2 separate regions of the Homo sapiens genome follow, and region 1 is linked to region 2. The links are chromatin loops, found by intact Hi-C in ENCODE. Cell type or tissue: IMR-90. All regions are shown on one strand. Links, peaks and the distances in the headings refer to the core of each region. The heading gives the core; the rest is flanking DNA. Region 1 has its middle 260 kb from the start of LINC02726. Region 2 has its middle 170 kb from the start of LINC02726.

What was found. Hi-C counts contacts between places; a loop is a spot of excess contacts. Peaks named below come from ENCODE experiments on the same cell type or tissue, not always from the same donor. Only the 100,000 strongest peaks of a DNase experiment are listed, where the experiment ranks them.
Region 1: it touches region 2 in a loop (2.7-fold over the local background); 2 of 110 quality-filtered maps call a loop at or near these places.

The regions. Positions count from the first base shown.
Region 1 is chr11:23,982,325-23,993,183 of GRCh38, reverse strand. No RefSeq gene overlaps it. Among named protein-coding and RNA genes, the nearest start is that of LINC02726, 260 kb to the right of the region's middle. In IMR-90, for the core only: no CTCF peak of the experiment used is centred there; DNase peaks (open chromatin) are centred at 1,883 and 4,443; H3K27ac peaks cover 4,409 bases.
Region 2 is chr11:23,897,563-23,908,421 of GRCh38, reverse strand. No RefSeq gene overlaps it. Among named protein-coding and RNA genes, the nearest start is that of LINC02726, 170 kb to the right of the region's middle. In IMR-90, for the core only: no CTCF peak of the experiment used is centred there; a DNase peak (open chromatin) is centred at 5,151; H3K27ac peaks cover 2,722 bases.

The DNA.
Region 1 (10,859 bases), core at 1,346-9,345, 85 kb before region 2:
TTTAATATATTGGTCTTTTATTATGTGATTTTCCACAGCAGTTACCAGACTTTAGAGCTTTTTTGTGGATTCGTTTGGATTTTCTATGTAGACAATAACCAATAACAACATCTACAAAAAGAAAGAGTTTTATATTTTCTTTTCTAGTTTATTTTATTTCCTATTCTACTAGCTAATTTCTGATACTAGGTTGAATAGGAATGATGAGAGAAGAATATGTTTCTGAAGCATCTCTTGCTCCTTTGTTGCTCATTTGGAAGTAGTGGTACTTTTCCTAAGGAGAATTTAGATGGTACTGTTTCCAAGTTACTTGTTCCACAAATACTTTTTCCAAATTACTTGTCCATTGGGATTTGGGAAAGTGGAGTTATAACATGGTCAAAAGATAAAAGCCAAGAGAAAGGAAAAATATGAAAGAATATGAGTCCTATAAAAAAAGACAGGAAAACTAATCAAATAAGGACATGAACAAACCGGATGTCATCAATCTCAAACAGGATAAGGCTGTTGATATTTTCTCCATATACTATGCACAAAATGGTATATAAGGCAGAAAATTCTAAAAGTACTGATGTTGTCTTGTTTTATTTGAGAGCAGTTGATCTCTTTCGGATGTTATTAGACAAGACCATACTCTTGTGGATTGATAATGCTTTTTTTTTTTTTTCTCTGAAAAAGTGGGTATTTTACTGTTAACAATGGTATCTAGGAAAGGGTCAGGGTCCAAGATGTTACAACTAAGGAAAGCGGCTGTAAAAGGCAGGCATGGAGACACTCTTCTGTAAAGCATTGTCACCACCATTGCTATTGGGAATGGGGAAAAAGCTGACAAATGTTACAAGGAAACGGCCCTGCTCTCAATAGAATCCCCACGGAAGTAGGGTTGGACATGCAGGATTTATTAGAAATGTTAAATTATTTCTATTTTATGTTGTACTTCTCTTTGCTTGTATCTAAATCTATAATACTGTTTTACCACAATTTGCCATCTGGTCTCAGCTGTTATTACAGGCGTTAAAAACAAAGATCATTGAGCATAGTTGATACAAACAGTAGCAGCCGGAGGGAGGATGCATGTCCACAAACTTAAGAAGGCAGCTAATGAAAAGAGCAGAGACCTTTGGAAAAAGTGGACAGAGGCCATTTCGAACAGAGGACCCCTTACCGAGGACAGGTTTGTAACATGAGAGGATCCTCTTATTAGTCCAGTATGTACTTAACAACAGTGACTTTAGGAACAAATAAGTAAACAGAAAAACAGGACTCCCCACAGTAAAACAGAAGGAAGGAATGGAGTAACACAAATTTGGTTTATTAACAAAAGGAAAACCTTAAACTGATGAAATAAGGGTACCAGATTCATATTATAAAAAGTTGACTCACTCTAGAATTATTCATTTAAAATGGTAATTTGTGTGCCAAAATGGAAGTAAGATAACTGAAGCATGAACAAAGAATTAAAAACAAAACACATAAAATTAATGTAATATTTTGGGAGAATAGAAGCAAATGTATTAAATTTTTCAACTGTCATTAAACGGGAAAGTATTTTGAATTTAAAGGGGACTACATTAGACGTTGTGTCTGAGCCAATTTGTGTTCTTTATGACGCTTCTTTGGGCCTGTGATTCCCGGGATCTAGACAAACTATCTAAAGGCTCAGCATTTGTTCCTGATAATGAACAGAGCAGCCGGCTGTCTACTGGGTGCTTGTTTGAAACTACTTGGATTCACAATTGCAGTGCCTATGGGATATTACACGCTGAGTTTGTGCTTGCCAGTTATATTTAATCTGTCTGAAAATGAGATCATAAAAGGAATTTCCTGATTAGTCTTGTATGGCAAATCATATTCTTGGATTGCTCTCAAAGCAGCTGCAATCATGTTTAGAAAAATGATGAAAACTCCTCCTCTTCCCACCACCAGCATACATTCAGAGGGATAACTTCTATGGCAGCTCTTCATGTTTTCATTCATCAAATATTTGTTAAGTGCTTATGGTGGTGTGCTGACCACTTGGAATACAGAAGGACATATTTTCCTTTGTCAGTAAGTCCAGTCCAGAGATCAGAGAGAGAAGCAAATAGATAATTACAATGCAACCATCAGCAAAGCTACTTGACTATTGGCAGCCACAGGGTACTGTTTAATCCCACCGAGATGCTACCATTATACATCCCTATCACAAAAGAGGCTTTGCATCTATAATAAGGATGGTGAGAGGGAGGCTGTTTTCAGTGGAAAAAAAAAGGTGATGCTTCTGAGTGATAGAGTTTTTTGTTTTTTTTTTTTTTACTTTACACAATATTTGTTTAATAGGTGTAATTGTGCCAAGGGGAAGTGCAAGATTTTCTCTGAGAGACAGCATAGGCATTAAACAGATATTATAGAGTAGCAATGGGAAATAAAGGTCTGTCAGGCACCATTCATCTCCCTAACAAACACCCAGGGCATACATCACTAATGGAGCCCACATAGGCACTTTCCCCTTCTCAATAAACTGTTCCAAGCTGTCACTACCAGCCATCAGGCCCCTGTGTGAAACAACATTCATATATTCTCTTAGAGTAACTCTGTTTCTTGTACAGTGGAGAGAGTCTGTTTCAGTTTGCAATCTCCCTGAAATGTTCGGAGAGATGGATGACAACACTATTGCAACAAGCCCTGGGGCTGTTTTTTTGTTTGACTTTTAAGTATTTGTAGGGGCTATATTTTGAAGTACAACACAGTATCTTGTCATTCTATCCTAGCTGACTGAACTTAAGGGTGAACTTCAAATAAATTCTACTTTTCTTTTGATATTTTTCAGCTAAAAAGTAGGGTTATAGTATTCTTGTCTGCATATATAAGGATTTCCAATCCTCTATTTTTTTAACATCTGTAATTACATTTGATAGGTTAGGTATATGTCATTTTCTCAGAGACATTTTCCTTGGTCACTATATGTGGTGAAATCATATTCTTGATCTTTTGCCCTAATGTATTTTTCTTAATAGAATATGACATTCTATACATTTATTTATTTAATTATGCATTTTCTCTCTCTTCCACTAGAATATAAGCTTTAAAAAAGCAGAAAATTATGTCTGTCTTATTTACCATGCAACCTCAGTGCCTAGGATCACACTTTTCAAATATTTAATGCTTAATTGAAATAGGAAATAATCCTGAGAGACAGGCTTGGCTAAATCTACACTTTGTAGACGAGAAAGCAAAATCATAAGAGTGTCTTGACTTGCTTGAAAGTACACACCTAGCTGGTGAACAGCACCATCCCTTCCCCTTTTCTGCCTTCTTTCTGGGTTCCTCCAAAGCTTAAGGGTACATAGGACTTGATTATTTGTTCTCATTCAATGTGTTGTTAAGGAGATACAACCAGAAAGTCTCTAATAAAACTTGACATTTATTTAAAGAAACTGTTTGATACACAGAGAAATCTGAAAATAATGGAGTCATTAATTTTTAAAAAAAGAGTAACAATTTTATGGCTAGCCATAACATGAGGGGTTTGGACAAGAATCTATACAATTTATTAAAGTTTCTCTCTTTAGAAAGCTCAACAGCTCAGAAAACTATTAAAACAAATTTCAGAGGCTTTCTTTATGGTTGATAACTTGCCAGTTAAATCTCCCAAATTATTTCAGTTCATCTTTTATTTGCACAACACCTACTATCACAGTATCCATTTAATTGACATAATCCTTAATGAGCATTTAAGAAAGGGATGAAATTAGATTTAAATTATTTTCTTACTTTTAATTACCTTATTTTGTCGATGCAAGTTTATCCCAAGTTTTCCTGCTTTCAAATAATTATGATTTCCTTTGGAAATAATTCTAGATTTTAATGTTAAAGTTGCTACCGTCTATAAAATATTAAAACAAGGAAAGAGGGCTTTTACATATGTTTGAGATCTCTTTAGATTTGCCCATGTCTACTTTTATGATTATATAAAGAATGCCATATTTTTTCTAGTTGCCTCAAGTGCATAAATATGATGAAGTGAATAAAGAACTTGACAAGAGTTTTTGAATGTTTGGCTTTATCTGAACTCTCAAGAATTCTGTTGATTAAAAGCAGAATCTAAAGTTTTTATATCTGCTATTTTAATGCAGCAAACGTGAAATAATCTGAAGTAGAACATAAAAGAGAGTTCACCATCTCACAGATATCTACTCTGGCCAAACTCAATAGCCACACAGCTTTTTTCTTCTAAAGCTTTTCAAAACACAAAGCTATCACAATATAGGCTTAAGCTCATTGGAATGGCACCCAGATGTATTTTTTACCCAGAGCTTTTTCAGTTTCATTTACTTTCTTAGACCCTTGAGAGATGAGAAAACCACCAATGAGGCTAAAACATCTCCATTATATTCATTTCCATCCTTTCTTTTGAACACTCAGAGAGGGTAGCAAATTGCTTGGTGGTGAATCATTTCCCAACTATCCCCTGTGCACTACTCTTCAAACAATTGTACACGCTCTATTTACAGTGAGTGCTGGCTTCCAAATTTTTAGAATAGCATACTTGTTGAAGGAACCTGAGAGTCCTTGTTCTTATACATTGATTTCAACAGAGTCCCAAAACAAATCTGTGAAGTCAGCAAAATTTATACAAAGTTTTTCTTTCTCTAGTATAGATTGAACTATGCTCCTTCATGGAATGGTGGATATAACCTAAAACTTTACTTGGCAAAATGTTTGACCTTCCACTACCTGGGTTTAGAGGCTACTGCAACTATGTAATAGGCATGAAAATCTGCACAAATTGCTGACTCTCTCTGTGCAACCTCTTTCTTTTTTATGAAATGGGAATAAGAGTAATAATGTTTACGCTTTAAGACAGTTGTGAAATTCAAATTATTTAAGAAATACAAAGTGCTTGGAATAATGACTTGCATTCTGTGCCTTTATGTAAGGATTTGCAATTATTATTACTTACTGTACACACACACACATTCTTTTACTACCATCCGCATGAATTTCATTTGTTTTGCTCCTTTTAAAAAATGTTCCATTTCTCCTATTTTATGAGTAATTAATTTGACATACTAATTATACAAATGGATTTCTGGGTAGAGGCTTAATGCTTGAGCCATTAAACCTTCAATGGTTCTCAGTGATTGACAGATTTCAAATTTCTTAGCTTAACTTTCAGAAGCTTCCACAAAGTTGTTTCCATTTATTCCTGTGTTGGGCTGGAATGCAGTGGCACAATCATAGCTCACTGCAGCCTTGCACTCCTGGGCTGAAGCAAGCCCCCCACCTCAACTCCCCAAGTACCTGGGACTACAGGTGTGTGTCACCACACATGGCTAATTTTTTATTTTTATTTTTTGTAGACACAGAATCTTGCTATGTTGCCCAGGATGGCCTAAATCTTGTGGCCTCAAGAGATCTTCCCGTCTTGGCCTCCCAAAGGTCTGGGACTATGGTCATGTGCCACCACACTCAGCCATAACTCACTTTCTAACCAAACAAACTCTGTCTTCTCTGAGGAGCTCCTTCACATCATAATATATATATATATATATATATATATAGCTTATTATTTTCTCTCTCATCAGTATCTGTCTTTTTTTTTCTATCCTTAAGTACACAACTTAAATTTCACTTTGGTCATAAAGATTTCTGAAAACCTTCCAGTAAGTCTCACTATTTTTATTTTTTAGCATATTTACCTTTTGCTCCCCTTTTGTCTCCCTCTCATTCTCTTTCTTAGTATATATCTTATCTTTTTCTTACCTTTTGGATGAAGGAATTATACATATTGAAATCTATAAATCTTAAGTATACAGTTTGATAAATTTTGATCAGTGTATATACCTCTGTGACCCATACTTCTATCAATTTATATATTTCCATTATTCTAAAAAGAAAATTGTCTCGAGCACCTTGTAAATACCCAGGCAAACTCTATTCTAAAATTCATCACTCTGTCTAGTTTTTCCTGTTCAGGACTTCATAAGAAGATTTGTATGTTGGTTGTGAATTAAAGTACTACAAATATAGACTGATTATCTAGGGATGATGCAGCACAATGTTTACACATTCTAGATATGGAATTGATAAGCAGTTGCGTTTGAAAAACGGCAACATTTAGTAAAATAGAGAAAGTTAAATAACAGTGTTCTAGTTAAAATACCTCCAGGGGAAAGGACTGACTTCTTAAAATTAACAGTGTTTAATTAAATTTTAAGTTTTTTACAACGTTACATATTATTATAGATCCTCTTTAGTTGCACCAAACTATTTGATGTATCTTTGCCCCGCACAGACTTTATGATGGTAGTAATTGAGGAAAGAAGTGTCCAGATCAGCAACTTGTACTAGAAAATAGATGGGAAGTACAAGAGGCAAAACACACAGAAATGAGATGGGAGGTGCAGAAGGCAAAATCCAAAACTATTGTCAAGAACTTATCAGAAGCAAAGAATTAGAGGAACATAATCTCCTCCATTTATGAATTGTTAGAAATGATTTTTAGCATCATTTGATCTTCGACAAAGCTGACAAAAGCAATGGGGAAAGGACTTTTTATTCAATAAATGGTGCTCAGATAAGTGGCTAATCACATGCAGAAGATTGAAACTGGACCCCTTCCTTACACCATATACAAAAATCAGCCCAAGATGGATTAAAGACTTATGTGGAAAACCCAAAACTATAAAAACCCTGGAAGACAATCTAGGCAATACTATCCTGAACACAGGAATGGGCAAAGATTTCACGACACAGATGCCAAAAGCGATTACAACAAAAGCAAAAATTAACAAATAGGATCTAAAACTAAAGTTTTTCTGCATGATAAAAGAAACTATTGACAGAATAAATGGACAACATACAGAATGGGAGACGATATATGCAAACTATGCATATGACAAAAGTCTAATATCCAGCATCAATAAGGAACTTAAACAAATTAACAAGAGAAAAACAACCCTGTTAAAAAGTGGGCAAGGAACATAAACAGATACTTCTCTAAAGAAGGGAGACATACGTGCAGCCAACAAGCATATAAAGAAATTTCAATATCACTGATAATCAGAGAAATGCAAATCAATACCAAAATGAATACCATCTCATACCAATCAGAATGGTTATTACTAAAAAGTCAAAAAATAACAGATGCTGGCGAGGTTGCAGAGAAAAGGGAACATTATACACTGTTGATAGGAGTGTAAATTAGTTCCACCACTGTGGAAAGCAGTAGGGTGACTCCTCAGAGAGCTAACAGAACTACCATTTGATCCAGCAATCCTGTTACTGGGTATATACGCAGGGGAATATGAAACATTCTACCCTAAAGACACATGTATGCCGATGTTCACCGCAGCACTGTTCACAATAGCAAACATGTGGAATCAACCTAAATGTCCATCAATGACAGATTGGATAAATAAAATGTGGTACATACACATCATGAAATACTACGCAGCCATAAAAAGAACCGAGATTATGTATTTTGCAGCAACACAGATGGAGCTGGAGGCCATTGTCTTTAGCAAACTAATACAGGAACAGAAAACCAAATTCCACATGTTCTCACTTATAAGCAGGAGCTAAATGATGATAACTCATGGACACAAGTAAGAGAACAACAGACACTGGGGCCTACTTTAGGGTGGAGGTTGGGAAGAGGGAGAGGAGCAGATAAGATAACTACTGGGTACTTGGCTTAGTACCTGGGTGATGAAATAATCTGTACAACAAACTCCTGTGACACAATTTTATCTATATAACAAACATGCACTTATACCCCGAACCTAAAATAAAAGTTAAAAAAATAAATAAAATTAGAAAAAATAATTTTTAGTTTTCTACTATATAAGGTATCACGCTTTTAAACAAATTTCAATAAATATCAGAGATGTAGATGCCCCACACTGCGGGGATTAGTAATACCCAAGTAACTGACAACTGATATACCTCAAAAAAGAATATCTTCACTAACTGAGTCATATTTATCCTCAACCTGTTCATACAGTTCCATAGTTTTCTGTATTTTTCCAGAATTTTTACCCTAGACCACTTTAGGCTACCTTTGCTTTCTCTGGTAGATTATTACTTACACCGACCTATTGAATCTGGCTTGGATAGCACAGAACCAGGCATCGTGTGGTCCCTCTCTAAGTTTTTGAGCTGAGTTATATTATAAATGTTAAGTGTTGAAGACAATGACTTCACTTAATAGTTGAGATTTTATCAGATAGGACAAACTAACATTTTAAACAGGCATTTCTCCTTTAGTTTTCATCATACATACTCTCTACTTAGGTATCAGAGCTTACCCTACATTTCATGTATGCCTGCATTCACCCGGGAGTCATGAAAGATAAACTCAAAGCCATAAGAAAAAATAAGCTGAGCCCAGTGAGTAATTCATCTGGCTTTCTGTTCAATGTCCACCAAAGGATGCCCAGGGAATTCTGAGCCAATAACTTTTACAGTGTTGAGAGACAACTGTGTCAATTACCACAAACTAGCAGCTTGAAACAATGCTTATTCACTGTCTCACAGCTTTTTAGTTCAGAATTGCAGGTGGACTCACCTGGTTCTCTGTTCAGGCCCTAATACAAGGTTAAGGTGTTGCCTGGGCTGGGACCTTGAGGCTCTGTGGAAGAATATATTTCTATGCTCAGTCAGGTTTCTGCAGAATTCAATTGCATTTTCTTGCCAAGTGTTGGCCTGGGACTTCTTTCATTTTCTTGAGTCTGCTCCAGGTCCTTGCTCTGTGGCCCACTCCAGCTTAGCAAAAGAGATACTGCCTCATATTAAATTTGTCCATTCTCCCCGACTTTCCGTTCTGTCAACCAAAGAAAAAGGCCCTGATTCTAAAGAGCTCATGTGATCAAATAAAGCCCATTCAGATAGCCTCCCTATGCTAAGGTCCACAAATTAGGAAATTTAATTATATCTGAAAATCAGTTTTGCTGTGTTACCTGACAAATATCACTGGAATAACACCAAAAGAATTGTGTTTACTACAAGTATATTCAAAAGGCCAAGTTCTATAACTTAGTCCACATAGCACTTATTGATAATAAATTGGTACTATTTATTTAATATCTATGAGTAATTGGCCTTTGCAAAAACATCATGTGAAAATACAGGGAATTTTCAAATCTCACTTGGTTAAGTGTTTGGTGTGCTGTTGGAATAAAAGGAGTAAAAAAAGGCCAAGTTCTATAACTTAGTCCACATAGCACTTATTGATAATAATTTGGTACTATTTATTTAATATCTACAAGTGATTGGCCTTTGCAAAAACATTATGTGAAAATACAGGAAATTTTCAAATCTCTCTTGGTAAGTGTTTGGTGTGCTGTTGGAATAACAGGAGTAAAAAATATTTTACATTTACAACTGCATAGTCTACATCCCTGGAGATCACATATATTCTGATTATAGCTACTAATCACTTGGTTTGATTTTTAAATCAAGGTTCCATAAAAACGTAAACATACCTAAATATTAATTTAAAAATCAAACCAAGTGATCACTATCTATAGTGACTACATACAATGTATACATGACTACATTCAAATACTCCACTTTTTTGGTATAAACTTACAGGGTACAATTGTAATTTTGTTACATGGATGTAATGCTTAATGGTGAATCTGAGCTTTTATTGTATCCATCACCCAAATAATGTACATTGTACCCATTCAGTAATTTGTTATTCATCCTCCTCCTACCTGCCCACCCTTCTGAGTCTCCATTGTCTATTATTCTATACTCTATGTCCATGTGTACACATGATTTAGCTTCCTCTTATAAGGGAGAGCATGCAGCATTTGTCTTTCTGTTAAGCTAACGGCCTCCAGTTCCATCCATGTTGCTGCAAAAGACATGATATTATCCTTTTTATGGCTGCATAGTATTCCATTTTGTATATATACCATATTTTCTTCATTCATCTGTTGATGGACACTTAGGTTATTTGCCATTGTAAATAGTGCTGTAGTAAACATATGAATGCAGGCATCTTTTTGATAATGATAATTTTGTTTTCCTTTGGGCAGATACCCAATAATGGGATTGCTGGATCAAATGGTAGTTCTATTTTTAGTTATTTGAGAAATCTCCATACTGCTTTTTATAGAGGTTGTACTAATTTATATTCCCACCAGCAGTGTATAAGTGCTCCTTTTTCCCTACCTCCTTGTCAAAATCTGTTACTTTTTGTCTTTTTAATAATAGCCATTCTGAGTATTGTAAGATGACATCTAATTGTGTTTTTATTTCCATTTCTCTGATGATTAGTGATGTTGAGCATTCTTTCATATGCTTTTTGGCCATTTGTATGTCTTTTGAAAAATTTCTATTCATGTCTTTTGCCCACTTTTTAATGGGATTCTTTGTTTTGTTGTTGAGTACTCCATTTTGGAGTTCATGAATATATATACTTTTAGAGGTGTGATTTAAGCCCAATGTTATGAATACATCATTAAGTGTTTTTTTCTTTATTACATGCTTCATTTTTAATGCATTTTCTATTTTGAGTATCCACTATAGACTACAGAGTTAACTTTGAATGTTTTCATGATCCTTCAACCAAAACCACTCACAAATGACAAATATATAATTCAACTGAGAAAACTCGTGAAACAATTCAAGTTCAATGCTCAAAAGAAATATGAAAGGAAACCAAAAAACGTTGAGCCAAAGTGACATTATTATGTAGATATTTAAGTTCAGAAATAACTCAGTAGGCTGAGGCAGGAGTTCAAGGCTACAGTGAGATATGACTATGCCACTGCACTCTAGTCTAGGCAATAGGGTGAAACCTCACAAACCCTGCTTCCTCATATATATGTGTGTGTATATACATATATCCGATATACAAAAGAATT
Region 2 (10,859 bases), core at 1,100-9,099:
GGAACAGAATAGAGAACCAAGAAATAGTCACACACCTACAACAATCTGATCTTCAACAAAATTGACAAAAATAAGCAATGGGGAAAGGATTCCCAATTCAATACAGTACCTGATGCATAGCTGGCTAACTATTTGCTACCCTTCATCACAGAAGAAAATCAACTCAAGATGAAAAAAATATTTAAATGTAAGATTTTGGACTATAAGAATCTTGGAAGAAAACCTAGGAAACAACATTCTGGACATTGGCCTTGGGAAAGAAATTATGAATAAGTCCTCAAAAGCAATTGCAACTAAAACCAAAATTGACAATGCAAACCTAATGAAACTGAAGAGATTCTGCACAGCAAAACAAAACATTAACAGTGTAAACAGACAACTTACAGAGAGGGAAAAATACTTGCAAACTATGCATCCAACAAAGATATAATATCCAGAATCTATAAGGATTTAAACAATTGAAAAAGTAAAAAACAAATAACCTCATTAAAAAGTGGGCAAAAAACATGAACAAACACTTCTCTAAAGAAGACATACAAGCAACCAACAAACATATCAAAGAATGCTCAATATTACTAATCCTCAGAGAAATGCAGATCGATACCATAATGGGATACCATCACATACCAGTCAGAATGGCTATTTTTTAAACCTGTATTTTAGTTTCAGAAGTACATATGCAGGTTTGTTATATAGGTAAATTGCACATCGTGGGGGTATTGTGTACAAGTTTTTTCTCATCCAGGTAATAAGCATAGTACACAATAGTTAGTTTTTCAATCCTCAACCTCCTCCCACCCTCTGCCCTCAAGTAGGCCATGGTGTGTATTGTCCCTTTGTTGTGTCCATGTCTGATCAATGTTCTGCTCCCACATATAACTGAGAACATGTGGATTTGCTTTCCTGTTCTTCCCTTAGTTTGTTTCGACTAATGGCCTCCAGCTGCATTCATACTGCTGCAAAGGACATGATCTCATTTTTATGGCTGTATAGTATTTTATGTTGTATGTGTACTGCATTTTCTTTGTCCATTCCACCATTGATGGACGTCTAGGTTGATTCCATGTCTTTGCTATTGTGAATGGTGCTGCAGTGAATATTCACGTACATTTGTCTTTATGGTAGAATGATTTGCATTCCTTTGGTTATATATACTCAATAATGGGATTGCTGGGTAGAATGGTAGTTCTGTTTCAAGTTCTTTGAGGAATTGCCAAACTGTCTTTCACAAAGGCTGAACTAATTTATGGATTTCCCAGCTGATCTGACAACCTACTATTTTCTAACATGTGCAACCAGTAAAAAGTAAATTTTCAATTTTGCCACCTGTCAGGCCCAAAGTTACAGGTATTCAAATATCACCCAATGACACTTCCATCTTTAGTTGGAGTGGATTGCTTTCTAGCTTATCTTTACTTTGGGTGAAACTACAGTTCTATTAATTTAAAAAAAAATAATGTTTTGTCTGAACTTCATAATTTGTATCTATGTGAGGCTTATCCTGACCAAATTACTCAACAATTACTGGAAGCTGAATTCTCATTGCTCAAATTTTTGTAACCCTACACGTATTCCCTTGCAGTCAATATAATTTTCTTTGCCTATGGCTAGGTGGAAACTTAACTACAGTCTATGTAACTAAGGTATTTAAAGAAAAATACAGTAGAAATTGAGGAAGCCAAACTGTATTCAAAAATTTTACAAGAATCTGTTAATTATACATATAAACAACTAATGATTTTTCTGTTTTCCAAATTCTTCTTAAGACTACAAAATATCCACTAATTATTTTTATATGGCTCCAAAAACCCATAATTGTTGTCTCCCTTTTTAATTTTAACTATTTACCCATGATTTCCTTTTCTCTATAATTATGGTACATTTTGGACTTTATCACAGAAAAAAAATTTTGCAATGTCAAATTAATCACTTTAGTAAGCAGGTCTGGGTATTGGGGGTGGAATAAAAATAAAGGATAAGACAAAAGACTTTTATATTCTGTTTTCTGGAAGCTCTCAAACATTACTTTTGGTTGCTACCTTGTGTTTTTCTATAGAGTACTAAAAAGATTGTCGAGGAGGTCTCATTTAGTGAAAAATTGAGGCTCACTATACTTTTAGCTCAAAGGATCATTATATGTCTGCACTTACTCTCAGAAACAGGAATTTGCAAAAATAAATAAATGACTAAATAAAGTGAAAGCAAGTGTAGTTATAAAAACACATACATGAATTTATGACATGTACTTATTACCTCTAGTGCCAAGTGGGTCAAACTGAATGAGCTGATCCTCAGACTTTATAGACTCAATGGGGCAGTGGAGGTGGGACTTCTCTGTAAATATCAAAGTCTCCTTTTATAAGAGAATATAAAAATACTATTTCTGGTCTCCCTTTGACATTTCCTATGTTCTCTGTAGGCATGGTAATGGCAGCTCCTAGCTTAGTGCTGACAAATACAAGGGAAAATAAATGGTAACCCAATGTAAACCCAAACATCACAAAAATTGTGATCCAAAAAATCAAAGGTGAGCAGGTGTTTGGTCTTTTTATATCTATTACTTATGATCAATATGTTAAGTCCACAAAAATCTAGAATCTATGTTTTAAAAAATGGTCTATAAAATAGGATATTACAAAAGAGTATTAAAATGTAAGTTATGCCTTGATCATTGTTTATGTAATCTGAAGAAGTCAACATTAACAGACAATAAATTAAGCATAAAATGTCGCTGATCCTTTTCTGTGGTAGACAGTCTCTAAATGACTTCTAGCAATCCCTGCTTTCTAGTATCCATTCCCTCATGCATATAATCTCCTCACTTTGAGTAGGGGCAGGACTAGTGACTTCTAACCAATAGAGGTAATAAGCTTTTACTTCTGAGATTAGGTTACAAAAAGACCCTGTTTTTTGTGTGTACATCTTTCTCTTTTTCTTAGAGTCCTCACTCTGGAGGGTAGTAATCTAACATACTATTAGCTACTCTATGGAGAGTCTCATGTGGCAAAAAATTGAGGTCTCCGGGCAACAGCCAGTTAGGACCTATGGCCTGACAATACATGAGTGTACTTGTAAGCCAATCTTTTATTGGTCAAAACTCGACGTGACTGTAGCCCTAACTGACCCTTTTCATCCTTGCGAGTAATGCTGAGCCAGAATTATAACAAAACCAATCCCAGAATCCTGACTCAGAAACTGTTAGATAATAAATATTGTTTTAAACTACCATGTTTTAGGAGATTTGAAATGAATGCCACAATAGATAGCAAAAATGCTGCTTTATTAAGCATCGCCTAGATTTCCTTAGTTGAACACAATAACTACATTAATGATCAAGATAACCTCCTTTCTGTTATATTGCCAGCTGAAAACTAAGATTGTGTAGAAGGGTTTTCAGGTGGAGGAGCTGCAACAGATAAGGTTAGTGATAATAGCAAAAAAGCAAACATTCATTCATTTAAAAAATACTAAGCATCTATCATTTTCCAAAAATTATGAAGAGCTCTCTAAAAGCATGACACTTGCTATCATGAATATTTCAGACTAATAATGAGCAGAGACAATTATAGTATAGTGTTATGAATGGGGTGCAAGAGAAAACTTCCTATAATGAATGGTTGATGAGTTTCAAGGTTATAATCAAGAAACAGCTAATGAAAGTTCTTCTCCAATTTGACGACAGTAAGTTGATATATAACATGAAGAAAGAAAGAATAGAGAATTAGGTAAGAAAGCAAGTTCCTAAACATGGGATTAACAAGAAAATGCATAGAAATCATTTGATCTTAGTAAATAAATCAGTAAATAATTCAATATATCTATAGATTTTTGTAACGGAGATAAAGGATAATTCTAACGAACCTACTTTGGAGGGTTACAGGAAGGCTCAAGGAGATCACAGATGTTTAGATGCACTTAGCAAAAAAGCAGATTACACAAATATTTATTATATTACTAATAATTTACTAAAGCCAAGACACTCTAAAAGAAACCACAATATGAAAGTCAGAAACTATCCTTAAGAAACTTATTCAAATGAAATGCAGAAATAAAAAAGTGGTTAGCAAGAATAACCACTACAGTGAGCCAATACATAGTTGATCAACATTTTCTCATCAATGCTCAAGAAAGTTGGGGGCACACTTCTGGAAAATGATCCTGGATCATTTTATGATCCAGATTGATGTAACTCACTTGAAATTAACACAATGCATATTGAGTACCCTGGAAAAACACCAACTCCAGGCACTGCGGATACAGTAATTATCAAGTTATATAAGACCCGTGACTTCAGGGAGATTACTAGATTACTTTAAAAACACTATTTATTTTGGTTTATGGACTTATTAAAATCTAGATTTGAAATCTGGGGTTATCAATTATTTGGCACATGACTTTGGCCAGTTCAGTTGAACAATCAACGTCCTATTTCCTCAGATATAAAATATAATAAATAGCACTTACCTTGTATTATTCTTGATAAGCTTTAATGAGATAAAGTATTAAAAATGCATCCTGCTCATGTTTGGTATTTATTAGACATGTAATACAGTATTTATTTTTATTTTTATGGATAAGTAATAGTTATAAATATTTATGGGGTACATGTGATATTTTTATACAAGTATGTAATGTATAATAATCAAGTTAGGTTAAATAGGATATGTATCATCTTAAGCACTTATCATTTGTTTATGTTAGGAACATTCCAAATCCACTCTTTTAGTTATTTTGAAATATAGAATAAATTATTATTAACTATAGTCACCCTACTGTGCTTATGAACACTAGATCTTATTCATTTTATACAACTCAGTTTTTGTATCCATTAACCATCGCTTCTTGATCCCCACCTTCCCACTACCCTTCCCAGGCATTGGTACAATCATTCTACTCTCTAGCTCCAGGAGTTCAATTTTTGTCTCTCACATGTGAATGAGAATAAGTGGTATATATATTACCTCTTAGGAGTGTGTTTATCACGCATTTTTCTAGCTTGTAAAAGGTATCCTTCTCAAAGCTTTTAGCCAAGAATATAGACGCCTAGTGACCCTGGAGTGTTTTAAACACAAATTCCTTCAGAATCACTCCTCATTACACAAATGTACAGAATTCCACAACGTACTTGCATTGCTCTGATGGCTAATGTTTCTCATGACTCTGTAATGAGTCACCACCTTTATTCACCCGGCAAATTCTTCACTCAAAGTCAAGATAGTGTCTAAAATGCTCCATGACGAACCCATGTCTGCACACTTCCTTTTCATCCAAACTGGGTCATGTGCCCCTCAACAGTATTTCTATCATGCTACAAATAGCATCTATCTATCTCTGCCACCTAGATCCCATAGATCTGTGCCACTCTGGACCGTGAATGACATTTTCTCTTGGTTCCATGTTTTTTACACCTTTCTTGACTTCTGGTTCAAAACCTGAGCTTTGAGTTCAAATTCTGCCTTACATTCTGCATCACTAGGAAAAAGACTAAACTTTTTGGACCTCAATGTTTTCTCGCTTCTCACATGAGGATAACAATAATAGTTTTCTGTAAAAATTACATATCATTATATAGAAAGAATAACACAGCACCTTGGGGATATTTAATAAATTAAAGATGTTGATATTATAATCACCAACATCATATGAATATATACACAGCTAAGAAAAATATGGGAAAATGGCAGACAATTGTGACTGCTGCAGTTCAGAACCAGTTCATCGCAGTAGTTAAATTTAGATTCTGATGTAAGACTAGTTGAGTGAATTCATTTCTTATTAACTGTGTGCTGGTTGATGCAGCATCCCATTTAAGCCTGTTTCCTCACCTTAGTCTGAGAGATAATGATAATAATTTCCACCTCTTTAATTTGGTATAAAAGCAAAATGAAATAAGGCACGTTAAACTCTTAGGACAGGACCACAGTAACTAGTCAAAAATATATTAGCTATAATGAAGGTGATACATTGCATCCGATTTTTAAATATCTTTATATAATTACTGTCCTTTGTGTTTTTTTAAAATTTTTGTTTATTTTTATTGTATATACTTAAGGTACACAACATGATGTTTTGATATATATAGTGCAGTACTTACTACAGTCAAGCAAATTAACATATCCATTATTTAACATAATTGTGTGTGTATATGTGTGTGTATGTGGTAAGAGCATTTGAAATATACTCTTACAAAATTTTCAGGATACAATACAATATCATTAACTTTAGTCTTCATGCTCTACATTATATTTCTAGCTTTACTCATCCTATCTAACTACAACTTTGTATCATTTGGCTAACATCTCATTTCCCTTCACTTTCTTCCTTGATAACGACCATTCTACTTCCTATTTTTGTATATTCATTAAAAAAACTTCACAAATCAGTGAGATCGTGTGATATTTGTCTTATGTGTCTGAATTATTTAATTTAGCATAGTATGTTCCAGGTTCATCCATGTTTTCACAAATGGGAAGATCTCCTTTATTAAAGCTGAATAATATTCCATTTCAGATATCCGCACTTCCATATTCATTGCAGTGGTATTATACACAATAGCCATGATATGGAAACAACTTAAGTGTCCATCTGTGGATGAGTGGATTAAAAAAATGTCCAATTTATTGATTTAGGCTGCATGCACTTTCAAAACATTTTTACAGTTCTTTTCTCTGTAGCATTTCCCCATTTTTGGTAATGTGGTCTTCTGATAAGTTTTGTTGGGGAGTCGATTTAAAATTCCCTAATAGAGGTCATTTGATATTTATCTATTTGTTATTACTTTTTAATTATTTAATAGTATGAACATGCACTAAGGTCAAACTAGCCCATGAGGAATTCATGGCTAGCAAAGTACATTTTCTCATTCCTTTATCTGAAATCTTCAGATTGCAGAAAAATGAATTTCAGATGATATTTCTGTTTGGAACTTCTATAATAATAACTGTCATACTTAATTCTAGATATTTACTCAAAATTATTTTAGAATCCAGAAGTCTTTACATATTAATACAAATTGGTAAATCAGATCTTTTGCCACTGGGGAAACCAAACTCACCTGAAAGTTATTTTAATTCAAGTTGTCTCCAAATATTGTCTATAGCAATGTGTTGGGGCTGGGGATGTAAGAGGATGGTGTCTGTTCTTCATTAAAAATTTCTTTCAGCTACTTGTCAGATTTTAATAGTTCTAACACACACACACACACACAGAGAGAGACAGAGAGAGAGAGAGAGAGAGAGAGGCATAAGAGTTCCTCATCCCTTGAGTTGCTTGCCCTTGCTATTTTTTACCTCAAATTTTATCAGGGTCAAGCAGCCACTGTCATAATTATAAACCATTGCATTTTTAAAAAAATCTAGAGCAATGGTTGTCTTATTTAGAATATTGTTATTATTATTATTCCTTCAAAAAGTGGCTAATAATAAAGCATGTTTATGACATATTTTATTTTGCAATAAGCTTTTGTAAACCACTGAGACCATAGCAGCCACCTAAAAAAATGCTTCACAGATCTTTGCAGATATAAAAAACAGCTCTATTTTTCAAAGGTGGCAGTACTAATTAATAAATACATCTTATTCTCATCTACAGTGAGTTTCAGTTATAATTACTCCTTTTCACCTTTCTTTATGTAGGTCTTTAGAACTGATCACATCTGTGTCCTTTCAGAGGCATTGGAATAGTTCATTGTTAGGAACCACAGTATTTCTTTCTGACATTGTAATTTACACTGACTAGCAGTAATCAGCCAGTAATCAGACTGTTATTAATGCTTCCAGGTTTTCTTTCAATCTCTCTAGTAAAATCACATAAAAAATGGCAAGCCACTTTTTCATTTTCTTCCGATTATGCAACATCTATCCATAATTCAGTTTGTTTTTCCCAAGTATGTATGGCAATCAGCACAACTCGAATATTGTTTCAAGTGATTGCAGCTTTTCATAATGGTGTCATTTACTGAGAACATACTGGGTGCTAAATGGTATTTTTATTACACTAACACACTGATTTATCCTTTAAAACAGCCCCATGAAGTATGAACATTAGCCTTGTTTCACAGCTGAGAAATTTAAAACACAGTAACATTAAGTAACCTGCCCAAGGTAACACTTTTATTAAAATAAGAGGTATCTCAAGTATTTGAACACAGGAAATGGTCTGACTGGTATATTCTATTTTATTTGCTTATCTGGATATATTATAAATGACTATAGATGAAATTCCTTCAAGAAAAGTAGAAAGGAAATCTAGATAGCCTCAAGTGAGGTAAATTTGGGTGTGACATTGTGGAATTATGTACAGATAACCACTTTCCAAAGGCACACAAAGAAGATGTATTTAAAGACTTATGGTCCTCTTTTCTTTCAAAAATAGAAAAGCCCATCCTCAAATTCATATAGAATTTCAAGGGACTCTGAATAGTCAAAACAATATTGAAAAAGAATGAGCAAAGTAGGAGGACTCACATTCTCCAGTTTCAAAACTTACAAAGCTGCAGTGATCAAAACAATGTGGCACTGCTATGAGGGATAGACACACTGACCAATGGAATAGAAATCAGAGTAGAAATAAACTCTCACATCTATGAACAATGGATTTTTGATAAGGGTTCCAAAATCATTCAATGATTAAAAAAAATAATTACTGGAGCAATGATGATGGAAAAATTGTAAAAAATTAAATCAGACTTCAACTTCATCTATCAGAATTAATTCAAAATCAATCAACAAACTACGCATCAGAGCTAAAACTATAAAACTAGCAGAATAAAACTTAGGCGTAAATCTTCACAACCTAGGATTTGGCAATGGATTCTTGAATTTAATACCATAACTACAATTAACAAAATAAATAAAGTGAACCTCATACAATTTTTAAAAGTTGTATCCAAAGGAACATTATTAAAGATGATACATCGAATACCCATATACACTTAACCTCATTTTATTTCATGTTAGTATCACACAAAATCATGGTACAATTGCTCAAATACTTAACAATGATTCAACACTATTAAATAATATAGCTTTATTCAGAATTGACCAGGTTTTTTTTTTCTATTCTAGGATCCTGTCCAGAATATAATATTGCATTTTGTTACTACAGCTGTTTAGTCTTTTCCAGTCTGTGACATATACCAAGGCTTTCCTTGTATTTTTTTTTGAGAGATGGAGTCTCGCTGTGTCACGCAGGCTGGAGTGCAATGGCTCAATTTCAGTTCACTGCAACCTCCACCTCCTGGGTTCAAGTGATTCTCCTGTCTCAGCCTCCCGAGTAGCTGGGACTACTGGCACACACCACCACACCCAGTTAATTGTTTTTGTATTTTAGTAGAGACGGGGTTTCACTGTTTTGCCCAGGCTGGTCTCAAACTCCTGAGCTTAGGCAATCTGCTCACCTCAGCCTCCCAAAATGCTAGGATTACAGGCATGAGCCACTGTGCCCTGCCAGCTTTCCTTGTTTTTTAGTAACCATAAGAGTTTTGAAGAGTACTTGTCATATATTTTGAATAATATCTCTTAATTTGGGTTTGCCTGATGCTTTCTTAAGATTAGACTGGAGTTAAGGAATTTGGAGAACAACAAAATAAATATGAAGTAACTTTTTCTTCACATCATGTGAAGGGGTACCTTATATCAAAATGGCGTATCACTAGAAACATTATTGTTTACTTGTTAAGGCAATTGACTACTGGAAGCTCTTTCAGCTTGACTCTGTGTCCTGTCGACATGCTCCAATCTAAAATGTAATTTGTACTTTACTGACTTTTGCTTTACTTTTTGATGTTATAACTTAACTGATTTACCCCACTGTATCATACCCAAGAGCAGTGGTTCTTAAACATTAACATTTACTATTGTCTTTGAAAATATTATGAAATGTATGAATAGCCAACACAGAAGAAAAACTGCACTCATGCACATCCAAAGTTTTACCCCCAAAAAGGGACAGGAAGTACTGCCCCCCTGAAACAATTTTGTGGGTCTCTGGTAACCTATGTGGGCACCCACTAGCACACTACAATTAACAACTGCAAATCCCTGCCCTAATCAGAGTAATTTGGATTCTTGCTAGATGTGTTTCAAAAAATAAATAAGGGTGGCTCTCCTGATAACTGTACTGCTAGAGGTGTGCAAGTAGCCACAGCTTTTATTTACATCTATATGTTATTTGTATATTTAAACATATTTTCATTTGTTGGCATCGAACACAGTCACAGAGGAGAAAGAGGAAACTTTTGGGAGAATGTTGGTCAGATTTATGTTCACAACAAATTGAGTTCCCCAAAGGAGGTAGTGAGTTAAACAGATGCTGCGGTGTCTGGCTTATCTCAGCTGCTGGGTTAATCATATCCTCAGAATGTGAGACACTACAGTAACCATGTGCCAGGGTCTCATCCTCTAGTTAAATGTTCCCACCTTGGGAAGGAATATAAATTTATTTCCCTGGCAAGACCGTTTTCTTTTGCCCTGAAGTTAACTATGATTATCATTTCCTAGAACCAGATCCACTTCCCATTTTAATAAGCGCCTGTCAGTGTCTCTAAGAATGACTGTGAGGATCAGTGGAATAGCATTTCTGAACCACTGTGAGCTCCTGAAATGAAAGGATTATATAAATGAAAAGTGATAGTTTCACTACTATAAAGGTGCCTTTGGATATTTCTGCATGTACAAGCAGTGGGATCATGCAGGCGGTATAGCTTTTTCATTTTCTCTTTGAAGAGTCTTTTCTGAGCTGGACACAAAGTACGGAATGACAGTCTGAAACCACACAGCATACCAGGATTGCCAAATCAACATAGCTTCCTCAGTCAGATACATGAAGAAGAAGATTCCTTTCATATGTCTAACAGGGTG